Regions from separate parts of the Homo sapiens genome. Here regions 1 and 3 are each linked to region 2. The links are chromatin contacts, found by Hi-C or POLR2A ChIA-PET in ENCODE. All regions are on one chromosome and are shown on one strand. Each heading gives the region's core, a stretch centred on a gene start or an enhancer-like site at or near the end of the contact. The rest is flanking DNA. Distances are from core to core; before and after follow the strand shown. Region 1 holds the start of CNDP1 (carnosine dipeptidase 1). Region 2 holds the start of DIPK1C (divergent protein kinase domain 1C). Region 3 has its middle 41 kb from the start of LINC01922.

Region 1 (2,700 bases), core at 25-2,524, 77 kb before region 2:
AGACATAAGCCACCATGCCCAGCCAGGGAAATTATTTTCTTTCATGTTGCTTTTAACTTTAATGTTTTGAATAGATACTATCATGACACAGTTTAAAGATTTTTTAAAGTAAGACAGTATTCAGTGAAATGTCCTCTTCTAACCCCCACCCCAATGCCCTGGCCAGTCATGGGTTCTTTAAAAAAAAAAAAAAGTCAGCAATGGAAAGCATGGCCAGACCACAGGGTGAGGTTCTTTCTCTCAGAGCAGTGATTTTGCAGCATGGTGTGGGAATCTCATGGTCTTGCAGGTGGGCAAAGCCCACTTCTAGAATCCGGCTGTGGTCAGGTCACCACCTGCCTGCTCACTGTGTCTCCAGCCTCGCATTTGCATGTATTTGTTTCAGTATGTCTTTTGAGAGTCTTCTACGTATCAACCTTCCACAAAATTCTGAAAATTTCTGTGTGTGTATGTGTGTGTTTGCAATGGAAATAAAAAGCGTCCATGAATTTTATCTTTCCAAGTAGTCTGGAACACAACCCCACAAAACCTCACAGCCAAAGGTACCTGCCTGCTTGTTTTCCTAGAGAGAAGCCTTCCCGCCACACCCACACTCAGGTTTGCACCTGAACCATGGAAACCTCGCCGAGAAAGGCCTGGGGTGATTTAGCCCGGTGATTAGCTCTTGCAAACTAGCCCTTAAGTCGGGAACCTGGGACCAGGACAAACAGCACACTGTCTGTTACCATTATTTAGGCAAATTCTTCCAGGAAGCAAACTCATTTTTTTTAAAGAGAAAAAGTACAGAAAAAAATTGATTTAAGAAGACTGAGTTCATGAACAATTTGAATATGAACTACTTGACAATAATGCCATTTAATTATTGTTAAGAACACACAACTACCCAAAAGCATTACTGATAAAATATAATTCCAAATACCACATTCCTCGGCCAAGACAGCACCTAAGAACACCATGAGGAGCAGCATCTGGGGCCACGCTGGGTGCCTGCCCTGCCCAACTGGGCTTAACGCACATGCTCCCGGGACAAATGGAATTCTGGCACCCAATGCACGGACTCTGATGGAGGAGGTCCTACTCACCATTCTCCCGAGTTTGGGATCCATTAGGCTGGAGTTCTGAAGCCTCTAGCAACTTTCCCAACCTCCAAAAAATGTGGCAGAGGGAGTCCCATGAAAGCCCCAAGAGGGTGACATTAAATATCTCTCTGTGCCCTGACCCACGTTGTCCCCCGGAAGGAAGACGAGGCTGGTATAGTGGAGCTATTCACATCTGGAGAACAAAGCGGCTTCGGAGGTATTCATTCAGCTCAACTGCAGAGGAAGAGACAATGCATCTCATACGCGCAGATACGGGATGAGGCAGTGGCCCCAAAGTCATGTGATGTCACTGGAAGCCAGCAGCCTGGCCCAGCCTGCGACTCCTCGGGTTCTTCTTTGGGGGCACTTGTGTGTCATCTCTGAGAGGGAGTAGGGCCCCGGCCAGCAGGCAGAGCTGAGCCAGCGGCACAGCCCCCTCAGGTGACAGCCCCCTCACATGACAGGCCCCCACACACTGTGGCTGTGGGCCCTTGTGATGGAATGTTACGGCCGAGGATTAGCTTCCTAGGGCTGTGCAGGGGCCGAGGGTAGAGTTTTCCCAGCTCTCTGAAGGTTCGCTGCAAAATCAGCTTGCAAAGGGCAGTTGAATTGGAGAAGAGGCATAACAGATTGATTTGCTCCTAGTTTTAAGTGACATGGGAGCCTTCAGAAGGAAGGACCAATCCCTAATGGGGTTGGGAAGCTGAGACACCCTCTTGAGGTTCCACAAGGAGTGGCGGCTTAGATTCTCGCGCAACAGGTTATGGGAGGAGAAAAGAGGACTTCAGCTGAGGGCAATCAGCGCTCACGAGGGAGGATTCAGTGGGCTTGAAGAGCACGCCACGGTCTTCGTTCAAGTCTGCTGGGCCCCGGAGCAGACAATGGTCTTGACAAGTCTGTCCAGCGTGTTCGGTGTCAGCCTTCCTTCCTGAGATATGGGTTCAGTTAACGAAAACTCAGGGAAGGGACTAGAGGTCATTCCTTTCTTCTTTGGTGGGTCAGACTTGAAGGAGATAAGGACACTTCAGGAACTCTGGGAGAGATGGTGGGGGTGGGGGAGCCGAGAGGCCTTGAAGTTCCTTTTCAGTTCAGCTTGAACAAAGCACCATATTTTGGGGTATTGGCTTCTGAGCCCCAACATCTGCTCTAACAAAAGTACCCTACACTGGGTGGCTTAAGCAACAGAAATCGGTCTCAATTCTGGAGACTGGAAGTCTGAGATGAAGGTATGGGCAGGGCAGGTTTCTCCTGAGGCTGAGCGGGAAGGGCGTGCTCCAGGCCTTGACCCGCGTGGCTGCTGGCCGTCCTTGGTGTCCCTTGTCTTGTACAAGCATCACCCGATCTCTGCCCTCATCTTCTTATGATGTTCTCCCTGTGTATGTGTGTGTGTCCAGATTGTCCCTTCTCATAAGGACACAGTTGTGTGTAATCAGGGGTCCATCCTATGCCCATGTGACCTTATCTAAAGATAAGTAATTCAATCTGCAATGACCCTATCTCCATAGAAGGTCACATTCTGAGGTCTTGGGGGTTAGGATGTCAACATATAAATTTTGGTGGGAAGGTCAGGGGACAGTAGAGAAAAGGAGGCAGCAGGGCACAGGCCAGAGCCTTGGGTTGA
Region 2 (2,700 bases), core at 86-2,585:
CACCCAAACCCTGCTGTTGATTGAGTGACACCCAAACCCCAAGGGTCTGTTGCATTCGGGGCATATTTGTGATGTGCCCGAAGTGCTTCTTGGGGCTCAGGGTTTGTTCATCTGATGTTTGGTCATTCCTGGGGACTCCTACCACCGAGCCAGCCATAAAACAAAGTTAAAGCAGCGAGTTGCAGAAGAGACAAGGGCAAGAAGCCAGCTCCTGTGGGACAATCACAGCACGCAGTGATCAGGGCATGTTTCTATTATCTCTAAACTCGGGAACGGGTCATGTGAAATTCAGGCGCAGGGCAGGCGGGAGAGCGATCCGGGATGGGCTGGCACGTACTGGGCACTGAATAAGCTTTTGTTCAGTGAATGCAGGAGCCCCGGGCGTGGCGGCTTTCACAGCCCCTCAGCTGTGACAGTTCCCCTGGGGTGGCGCCGCCTCCCCCTATCCTGGGGAAAGGCGTTCAGGGAGTGAGAAGCATCCCTGGGTGGGGTGGGGGATGCTGGTGAGAACCAGGGACGCCCTGTGGGCCCAGGGCCAGCCTGCTTTACAGAACAATTGGGATGGGAACACGGATGCCTGCTCTCCCAGATGATACTGCGAATCTATAAATATAGACTTAGACACACGTGGTGGACGTGTTCTCCTCCCCGGGGTAACGGAGATGTTTCCAGAGAGCAGATCTTTGCAGCCCTGAGAAGGACGCCCGAGAGTTTGTGCAGCCTGGGAGACGGCGGGGGGTTTGATTCAGGGGTGCCCGTGGGAAGGGGAGGGCTGGGTCGTCCCAGAACCTACTGACTGTCCTCGACCCCCGACTCTCTGCATGCTCCGGATCTCACTCCCGGGAGGGCCCGGAGAAAACCCAAGTTGGGGTGAGACTCAGAGGGGGGCGGTTCTAGTGGAGAGGTAAACGGGGGGGGACAACGCTGCAGCCCCCTGGGGCGAGGGTGCGCTCTACAGAGCGCTGGGGGCAAGGGCACCTGGCCTCTCAGAGAAGTTGGTGGGGGAGGGCAATGTGACAATTAAAGATATGTAGTCTTGAGGAATCAGTCCCCAAAGAGAGAGGCGATTGAATCTACCCGGATTTCGTTTAAGTGGGGAGCTGGTCTTCTTGGGGGAAAAAAGTGCAAAAAGAAAAGTAGAGAGGGTGGAGCAGGGGATGCGGCGAGTGGACCCCCAGTGGGTGCTCGGGGCGCGCGGGGTGTTGCTGCTGCTGGACGCCCTCCCCGCACCTCCGCCCCAGGCGCGGGGCCTGCCCCAACCCTCGCGCGGCCCCTCCCCCGTTCCCCCTCCCCGCCGAGCGGGCCTGAGCCGCGGAGCAGCTACGCGAGTGCGGAACTCGGGGCGCGGGCGGCGGTGGGGCCCGGGCGCGGGCAGGGCTGGCCATGGCGCGGGCGGCGGGCGCGCGGGGCCCTGCCGGGTGGTGCAGGAGGCGCGGGCGCTGCGGGCGGGGCACGCTCCTCGCCTTCGCCGCGTGGACCGCGGGCTGGGTGCTGGCGGCCGCGCTGCTGCTCCGCGCGCACCCGGGTGTCCTCTCCGAGCGCTGCACCGACGAGAAGAGCCGGCGCATCCTGGCCGCGCTGGTAGGTCCCGCCGCCGCTCTGCCCCGCGCCGCGCGTCCGGGGAGGGGGGATCACACCCGCTCCCGGTCCCCAGCCTTCCCGGGGACTTGGGTGGCGGTGGCACCCGCCGGGGACATGGGTTCCCGACACCTGCGTGGAGTGCCAGAGGCGCACGCCCCGGTCCCCCGAATGGGGACGCAGCCGGCAGTGCTCTGTGGGCGCGCTGGGGGTGTCTCTCCCCTTTTCGCCAGAATTCGCCCTTTGTCCCCAGACAGCCTCTCCGTCCTACCCTCGCCACCCCTGAGCCCGAGCTCCGGAAGAAAGTTTGCGGGTCTGATCCGAGTGTCCAGGGAGGTGCCGCGTCCGGTGTCAGGCCGCCGGGCTCGGGGCGCAAGCCAGTGCGGGGTTCGGGATCCGGGGTGCCACGCCTCTGTCTCTCGGGTCCGCAGCGCTCCAGCCCAGCCCGCGTTCTGTGATTCCACCCTGAGCTGCCAGGTCACCCCCTATCTCACCGAGCCCATGCGGAGGGCTGGTCTGACCCCGGCCCCCCTGCGCTCCAGAGCCCAGGCTCTCCGCGGTCGCGGTCTGTGGGAACCGACGCAGTGTGCGCTCGGGCGAGCAGAGAGCGCTGCGGAGGCGGCTGGGACCGGGAGGATCCCGGGTCCCGGTCCTCGACAGGCGCCTCCTAACCTGGGAGGGCCCGAAAGCTCGCACCCAGCAGCTCCTCAGCTGAGCCAGAGAATTAGGGAGAGAAAGAAACATTTCGCATTTTGCAGACTGCTGCGTACGCTGGGCTCACATCATATGAATGAAACGCCCACCTTTAGTTGATTGGAAACTTGGCTAGCCGTTCTTTCAGGCGCAAAGGAGACTTCAGTAAAGGTGGGAGTCCCCTAAATCCCAGAAAGGGGAAGATAGTAGCAGCTACTCTTACATGACTTCTTAAGCGATTATTCATTTCCTAAAATAGTGACCATCTAAGCATTTGGTTTGAAAAGAGATCTATTTTCTAAAAAATCTTCAAGAAACACATGGGAAGTTTTCAGTCCAGTTGCTTACATATGGGTGGGCCTTTTGAGATTGTAGATTTTCAAAATGTGGGACCACAAAGTTTTTAAAGTAAATGATTTTTTAAGTGAG
Region 3 (2,700 bases), core at 121-2,620, 89 kb after region 2:
AATACCAAGCTTACTCAATTTTACAATATATAAAAGTTCTTTGTTTTATAGATAAGCCATAAAAATCTCAGTTGTAACCATTAGCTGTCATTTACACTGGGAGCCGTAGCAAGTTTACCACATTTCCTGGGGACCTTCTGAGGCGGTGGATCACATGGCCACGTGCGTCGGGGGCTCTGTCAGTCCCCCGGCTTCCCCGCCTGCAAAACAACTGCCTGGCTGGGGACTGGGGATTGGCAGGAAAATGTGTTACTGCTCGATGGACTTTGGATCCTTGATCACAATCTCTGAGGGCCAATCATCTCTGCTGATAACTGAGGAGTGTTTACGCTTGTTTCTCAAAAAGTTCTCAGTGCTGTAAACTAGGAAGATTTCAGGGCACTGGCCCAAGCCGATTAAGAGTGATTCCCGAGGACAACAGAGGAGAAGTGGGGAAGGCACTCCCTGACTATACAGCTAACTTCAGGAGCGGCTTTTCAAATAGATCAGCTCCAGGCACTGCCCTCAAAGCCTCGGTCACCCCTGAGTGAAGTGAGAAGTGAGTTTACATGGGAACAAGGAAGGACAGAAAAGACGGAGAGCTACTAATCTGAAGAAAGGTTTTCAAAGGAGTTGTATGTACATACAGCGGAGACTGCTGACACCCATGAAAATGACCATGTGAACGTGCCTTCTAGGTCCTTCCTTTAAATCACATTTTTCTGTTTGTTTCGTTTTTTGAGACGGAGTTTCACCCTTGTCACCCAGCCTGGAGTGCAGCGGCACGATCACCGCTCACTGAAACCTCCATCTCCCGGCTTCAAGCAATTTTCCTGCCTCAGCCTCTCAAGTAGCAGGGATTACAGGCACACATCACTATGCCCAGCCAATTTTTACATTAAAAAAATTTTTTTTTTAATTTTTTATTTTTTGAGATGGAGTCTCGCTCTGTCACCCAGGCTGGAGTGCAGTGGCGTGATCTCCGCTCACTGCAACCTCTGCCTCCTGTGTTCAAGTGATTCTCCTGCCTCAGCCTCCCAAGTAGCTGGGATTACAGGCGCCTGGCTAATGTTTGTATTTTTAGTAAAGATGGGGTTTCACGATGGCAGCCAGGCTGGTCTTGAACTCCTGACTCCTGACCTCAGGTGATCTGCCCACCTTGGCCTCCCAAAGTGCTGGGATTACAGGCGTGAGCCACCATGCCCGGCCTAGATCACGTGTTTTTAAACACTTCTTGAAAGTAGCGACATACTGTGTGGCTTAGCAGGGAGAATACCGCGCTAAGCATTGAAAGATCCGATTCTTGCTCTGTGTGTCACCGGCCTGCTGAACTGACCTCAGGCAGAGGTCACCTTGCCTCTCACAGCCTTGGCTTTCTTTCCAGGCTGCCAGGCATGGCAATACCACATGGCTCCTGCCACCCAGGACTGGCTCAGGAGGCCAGCACGGCCCAGAGAGAAGTAAAAGGGCAATTACAAAACCAAGAAAGTCCCGTGAAAGGGAAAAGACAGGGTACTGGGAAGGGGGCACCTAACCCTGACTCAGGTTGACCAGGCTCTTGTATGTTAGCAACACTGGGGGGAGTTAACTGGGGAAAGAAGCCCTGGCATTTTGTCATTTCCCAATCTTGAGATAACAGTTAGATCAGTGTTTCCCATGGAGTGGGTGGACTTGGTAAGAACACAGGTTTCCCCAGAGTTTCTGAGGAATCTGTTTTGGGTAGTAAGGCTTCAGAGCTTTGTTCTCCTCCTATGCAAAGTGAGGTGAGAGTGAGCCCAGTCTAATTTGCACAGTCTAATTTGCCAGACATTTTCTCATATTTTTCATATGACTGTTCTCAAGGGCTTACCTAGCCATTTTGCTTGCAAACCCTGGTTCTTGACCTTGTTCCTACACTGCACCACTGTGTTAGTTATCTATTGCCATGTAACAAATTAACCCCAACATCCAGTGGCCGAAAACAGCCGTGAATATTTATTCCTTGCTGTTTCTGTGGGCCAGGGATTTGATTGAGGCTTGGCTATGGGAACAGATGACACAGGCCACACGCAGAGGAAGGTGGGACTCCGTGGGAGCCATCCTGGAGGCCCGCAGTAACCCTGCTGTGATTAATAAGATGCTGGGTGGACTTGCCTCCCATCTATCCATGTTTCCCGTTTTCAATACTGACCATAGCTGTGAATTCTGTTCCCCCATCCATTCTTAAACAATCAAACTTTTTGGTGACTATCTCCTGCTTTTCTGAGTCACTTAATTTTTGGAGGGGGGCATTTCCCCCTCCCTTTAAAATTGAAGATATGCTCGGTCCTGGCTCTTTCTTCATAGTGCTTCCTATTGCGCACTGTAACAACTTGCATTTGCTTTTCAAGTGAGGAAAGGAATAGTTTTCTGGTGTACTCTTGTTCTCTAGTTAATCCTGAAGAAGACACATAAAATAGTAATACCTTAGATTCCCGTGGGTCACAAGTAGCTCCATCATGGAGCTTCCTTCACCACTCTTTGTCCTCAGGTCTATCTCTCAGCATCTTCATTATGTGGATATCTGTTAAACTAAATTGGAAACAGAGAGTATGAGCTATTGTTATTTTCTGGAACTCACATGAGTTGATTTTTTTAAAAAGAGGCCCTCAAAGTAAAAGCCATGCAAGCCAGCTGCAGACCTAAGATCACAGCTCAATTCGCGTTCTTATCACTAACCATGTATAGTATGAACTTCTCTAA

The links. Hi-C counts contacts between places; a loop is a spot of excess contacts on that map. ChIA-PET counts read pairs that join two places held with the same protein, here RNA polymerase II (POLR2A). Pooled maps may share reads with other maps.
Region 1: a loop to region 2 is called in a pooled map, with 4 times the contacts of the local background. The contact joins the promoter of CNDP1 here to the promoter of DIPK1C in region 2. A Hi-C loop is called at or near these places in 1 of 168 maps with a recorded cell type or tissue (posterior vena cava) and 4 of 50 pooled maps. POLR2A ChIA-PET finds 5 or more read pairs at or near these places in 2 of 52 experiments (MCF 10A and PC-9).
Region 3: a map of SK-MEL-5 shows a loop between it and region 2 (6-fold over the local background). The contact joins the enhancer-like site here to the promoter of DIPK1C in region 2. A Hi-C loop is called at or near these places in 5 of 168 maps with a recorded cell type or tissue (SK-MEL-5, astrocyte of the cerebellum, cardiac septum and 2 more) and 7 of 50 pooled maps. POLR2A ChIA-PET finds 5 or more read pairs at or near these places in 4 of 52 experiments (GM10248, activated naive CD4-positive, alpha-beta T cell, activated naive CD8-positive, alpha-beta T cell and 1 more).

The regions. Positions count from the first base shown.
Region 1 is chr18:74,533,074-74,535,773 of GRCh38, reverse strand. It overlaps CNDP1 (carnosine dipeptidase 1), which reads right to left and starts at 1,274. Exons shown (of 12, transcript NM_032649.6): 1 at 1,083-1,274. The coding sequence starts at 1,106.
Region 2 is chr18:74,455,943-74,458,642 of GRCh38, reverse strand. DIPK1C (divergent protein kinase domain 1C) reads left to right here and starts at 1,335. Exons shown (of 4, transcript NM_001044369.3): 1 at 1,335-1,581. The coding sequence starts at 1,384.
Region 3 is chr18:74,366,766-74,369,465 of GRCh38, reverse strand. No RefSeq gene overlaps it. Among named protein-coding and RNA genes, the nearest start is that of LINC01922, 41 kb to the left of the region's middle. Within about 2 kb of position 1,370, at least 3 of the 41 ENCODE cell types and tissues checked have a DNase peak (open chromatin) inside an H3K27ac peak, as active enhancers do.